Linked DNA regions of Homo sapiens: region 2 is linked to region 1. Evidence: read pairs that join two places in POLR2A ChIA-PET (ENCODE). Cell type or tissue: A673. All regions are shown on one strand.

The links. ChIA-PET counts read pairs that join two places held together with the same protein. Peaks named below come from ENCODE experiments on the same cell type or tissue, not always from the same donor. Only the 100,000 strongest peaks of a DNase experiment are listed, where the experiment ranks them.
Region 2: POLR2A ChIA-PET joins it to region 1 with 13 read pairs; 31 of 35 experiments call an interaction of 5 or more read pairs at or near these places.

Annotation. Positions count from the first base shown.
Region 1 is chr10:75,237,846-75,240,345 of GRCh38, forward strand. No RefSeq gene overlaps it. Among named protein-coding and RNA genes, the nearest start is that of COMTD1, 3.1 kb to the left of the region's middle. In A673, no CTCF peak of the experiment used is centred here; a DNase peak (open chromatin) is centred at 1,366; H3K27ac peaks cover 693 bases.
Region 2 is chr10:75,181,955-75,184,454 of GRCh38, forward strand. SAMD8 (sterile alpha motif domain containing 8) reads left to right here. Exons shown (of 6, transcript NM_001174156.2): 6 at 1-169. Among named protein-coding and RNA genes, the nearest start is that of VDAC2, 28 kb to the right of the region's middle. In A673, no CTCF peak of the experiment used is centred here; no DNase peak of the experiment used is centred here.

The DNA of each region.
Region 1 (2,500 bases):
TAGCTGGGACTACAAGCGCCAGCCACCATGCCTGGCTAATTTTTGTACTTTTAGTAGAGACGGGGTTTCACCATATTGGCCAGGCTGTTCTCGAACTCCTGACCATGTGATCCGCCCGCCTCGGCCTCCCAAAGTGCTGGGATTACAGGCGTGAGCCACCGCACCCGGCCAAGAATCCATTTTAACAACGCTGACTAGGCATTGAGCTCCACTGGGGGGCTTCCCAGGCGGGGGCTCAACCTGAGCGAGGCCCAGAGGCCAGCTTGTTGAGTAGTTAATGAGAGAGTGGCTTGGCTGAGGATGAAGGCCAGAAACTTGCAGTTTCTTGATCTGAGCTGCAGGAACCTTGGGCCTAGCGGAAGCGAGGAAGGAGGAGGCGGAGCTCTGGGGTGAGGCTACGGGCCGGCCTCTAATCAGAGACAGGGTGGGGCTGGTTCTTTGACCAACCAGCCGGCAGCCCCCGAAGCACATGGCTGTGTGGGGGCAGAACCTGCTGTCTCCGTGCATGCGTGCCCTTTCGGCCCTCCTGGGACTTGCCTCCGGGCTAGCAGCACTGCTCGAGGACAAGCTCCTTGCCCTTTACTCTTTGACCCTCTACGTCCCGCTTGGCCTCTAACTTGACCGTGAATCTCATTCTGCGGGTAAGGACTGAGGCTGCTGGTCTCTCCTTCCCAGGCCTGAGCATACAGCAGGCGCTAAATAAATGCTCTTGACTAGAGTTCTGGCGCTGCCTGGCGCTCCTTGCTGCCAGGAGTAAAAATAGTAACAGCAGGGCCCCTTTATTGAGGACCTGCCGGGCACCAGGCACAATGCATCCAGGATCCGGGGGCGGCTGTGATCTTGTTCCCATTTTCCAGAGCAGGAAAGCTCAGAGACCACCGCCCAGACCCTGCAGCCAACAGAGGAAACGCGCGTACCTCTCCCTTGAACCCTGGGACCCAGAGGGAACAGGCCTTCTTGGCTCCTCTGCTGGGACGAGGGCCCAGCTCGAGCTGGCCTGAGGGCCCTGCGCTCAGGTGGTGCCGCTGACCGCTCTCTCCCTTCAGCCCGGGGGTCCAGGTTGCAGCAGGCCCCCAGCTCACACTGAAACTCCCTCCTACAGCCTGGCTTTAGGCCGGAGCGGTGGAGGTTGAGGGGGAGCGGGTGGGGAGGGGAGGCATGTCACCATCTATCCCCGTCAGATTAAAAAACTAATTTGAAAAGATTAATGTATTCCATTCTTGTTACGCTGGCTCTGATACCTCTGGGCCGGCGGCCGCTCTGCTTCCTGATTATTGAATTTTTATGGCCTGGTAATTAATTGCAGATTCCCTGTTTTGTTCTATTTCTTTTTCTCTGACATTTTAATTTCAACAAAAAGCAGTGGTCTCCATGCAGGTTCTCTCTGGAGATCCTAATGGTCTATAAAACAGAATGACTTATAGACGTGGCACCCACTTCAGTTGGCGAGCGATTGTTTGAAACCTTGCTGATGACGCAGAATTTAATTTTTCCACCCCCTCCCCTTTTTGCTACTCATTTCTTGTCTCTTGCATGGCGGCACCAGTATCTCAGCTCACCAGGAAGGGAGCAAAGTGTCGCCTCCGAATCTGTTCTAGGGCTTTTTCCTAGAAGCCTGGGGGCTGAAGACAGAGTGGGTTTTGATTCTTCTCCAGGCAGTGGGCCTGGTAGAGGGTGGGGGGAGCTGAGCCTCCCCAAAGGGCCTTGTGGATGTGGGCAGCAGCCCCCAGGGGAGGGAATGGGCAGGGGAGGTCATTTCCACCTGTCTCAGGTGCGTTTTGGCCAAATGCCATTGCCCCATTAAGCACCAAGGAACCTGAAGCCTCATCAGGGCAGAGAAAATGGGCATCAGCACCTGCACTTAGGCCCCCACCAGGCAGAGAGGGGGCAGGCTGAGTAGACTGATACAGACAGACGCAGATAGCCTGACAGTCTTAGCTGAACTGGGTCACTGGGAACAGCTCTCCACACAAACAGGTCTGGAACAGACCCCTGAGTTTCCATCCTACTGGTCCCACTCCTATTTCTCATAGCCCTGCTAGCATCACACAGGCTGGGCGCTGTCGCCCGAGATCCCCCGGGACTGAGCAGGGCAGGAGGCAGAAGGTAAGGTCGTAGAATCAATCCTAAGGGATTGGAGTTCAGATGTTTTTTGGGGCCAGGCAGGTGAAGTAAGCAGGGCAAGGTGATAGGGGGTGGTGGGTACTGGAGCACTCCAGAGCTCACCCTCCACCAGGGGACATGGTGGCCACTTGGCTTTAGCCTTGGATGCCAAGTGGGAAGATGGGCCCAGTATGGCCAGAGCTTCCGATTCCCCAACAGAGGTTGGCAATATGGCTTTCAGTGTGAAACTTCACAATTTTAAACATCGGGGTGTGTGTGTGTATGTGTTTAAACACTGTTGGCCAAACTGAACACATATTTGAGCTTCATGTCTGCTCTGGCTCATGAGGCACCAGTTTCCTCTGACTCTGAGCATGAATGAGAGAAGTTAGGGCTT
Region 2 (2,500 bases), 56 kb before region 1:
TGAAGATGTGAAAGTTCCTGTGGTAGCCATACCTTGAAGCACAGTGTTTGTACATAAGTAAATATCTTGATTCTAAATTAAATCCAGATTTAACTAATATATATTATTTTATATCTTTGTTGTATTAAAATGTTTAAAAACACTAAAAATAAAACATTTGAAAGTTGGATTACAGTTTCTTATTGAAATGTCTTTGCATTATTAATGGAGCTGGTCAGTTTTTTATATAATGAATTTTAGTTTTTGCAAATGATTGGCCAGGTGTGGTGGCTCACGCCTGTAATCCTAGCTCTTTGGGAGGCCAAGGCAGGCTGATCGCTTGAGCCTAGGAATTTGAGACCAGCCTGGGCAACATGGTGAAACCCCGTCTCTACAAAAAATACAAAAATTAGCCAAGTGTGGTGGTGCGTGTCTGTAGTCCCAGCTACTTGGGAGACTGAGGCAGGAGGATCGCTTGAGCCTGGGAAGTCGAGGCTGCAGTGAGCCGAGATGATGCCACTGCACTCCAGCCTGGGTGACAAAGTGAGACCCTGTCTCCAAAAAAACAAGCAAATGATTGAGCTCTGCAACTTTAAATCTGTGGAACTTAGTCCAGAACTGTGGAGTAGTTAGAATGCTAAGCATTGTCACAGGTACAGGACCGTATCAGCTTGATCCGCAACTGAACTTGTCTTCTTGATCACTGCTAATATGTAGCCTCTGTAGCGCTGGCCCAGCTAGTCTTTTTGAGAACTCTGGGAAAAAAATAGTCCAGAAGAGACCTCAAGGAGCTTGGTGGAGTAGAAAATGCACTGGGTTTAGGCTCTGATGACCTGGGTATGAGTTGTGTTTCTGACACTGATTAAGTTTTTCTTCAAACCTCCACTTAACCTTATTTAAGTGGAAAAAAGTGCCTACCACATAGGTTGTATTAAGGGCCAATTTATGAAAGTACTGTAGCCTTGCTCACGGAGATGTTAAGATGAGGGTGCTGAGTTAAGAGAGTGCCTCAGAGGAGCTCAGTTGCCACCTTCAGCTGGAACTTTGAAGATGCACAAATGATAGTTTTAAGGCTTCTGGTAGAGTAGCATGACATTTAAATGCCGTATATTCTCAGTTCACGGGGCTCCCATGAGAGCCAGAAATACAGAACCACCAAGACCTGCTCATATTCCAGCTTTAGGAGCCCTGGGTCACATTATGAAGTGAATGTCTGTACCTGATGGGTTTTTTTGTTTTTGTTTTGTTTTGAGACGGAGTTTTGCTTTTGTTGCCCAGGCTGGAGTGCAGTGGCATGATCTCGGTTCACCGCAGTCTCCACCTCCCAGGTTCAAGCGATTCTTCCGCCTCAGCCTCCCAAGTAGCTGGGATTACAGGCATGCGCCACCACACCCAGCTAATTTTGTATTTTTGGTAGAGATGGGGTTTCTCCACGTTGGTCAGGCGGGTCTCAAACTCCCAACCTCAGGTGATCTGCCTGCCTCAGCCTCCCAAAGTGTTAGGATTACAGGCATGAGCCACTGCGCCCAGCCTACAAACATATTTTTTTAATTTTAAAGGTTTACATTATTTTACTCCAATTGTAGCATATACATATATATGTACATATACATGTGGTTTCATACCTTGCTTATTTCACTTAACATGTTCCAGTGCCTTCCAGCCAAGGATGAAGGACACACCTTAGTTGAATAAGTTGGGTTTATTGTTTGTTATAATGGAGAATACACACCATGGGGAGTTGTGGGGCGTCTCAGTGGGAAGGTGTTGGAAAGGATAGGATGTGGGCTTGAGTTATGCAGCTTCTGGGGAAGGTTTAACTGAAGTGGGAATCTGTTCTGATTAGATGGGGGTATTTCTATTATTGAATATCTTAATATATCTTAACAAGGCAGGAGGAGCTGGGTGTGGTGGCTCACGCCTGTAATCCCAGCACTTTAGGAGGCTGAGGTGGGCGGATCATGAGGTCAGGAGATCGAGACCAGCCTGGCCAACATGGTGAAACCCCGTCTCTACTAAAAATACAAAAATTAGCTGGGCGTGGTGGTGCACACCTATAGACCCAGCTACTCGGGAGGCTGAGGCAGGAGAATTGCTTAATCCACACCATTGCCAAAGCAATATATTACAGAATTTTTTTATGTTTGCCAATTTTATAGATTTTATTTTATTTATTTAGTTTTTTGAGACAGAGTTTCGCTCTTGTTGCCCAGGCTGGATGCAATGGTGCTGTCTCAGCTCACTGCAACCTCTGCCTCACGGGTTAAAGTGATTTTCCTGCTTCAGCCTCCCAAGTAGCTGAGATTATAGGCACCTGCCACCATGCCCTGCTAATTTTTGTATTTTTAGTAGAGACAGGGTTTCACTGTGCTGGCCAGGCTGGTCTCAAACTCCTGACCTCAGGTGATCCACCCGCCTCAGCCTCCCAAAGTGCTGGGATTACAGGCGTGAGCTACTGCGCCTGGCCTAAATTTATAGATTTTAAAATGATATCTTAATTCCCTAGCTACAAAAGTAATCT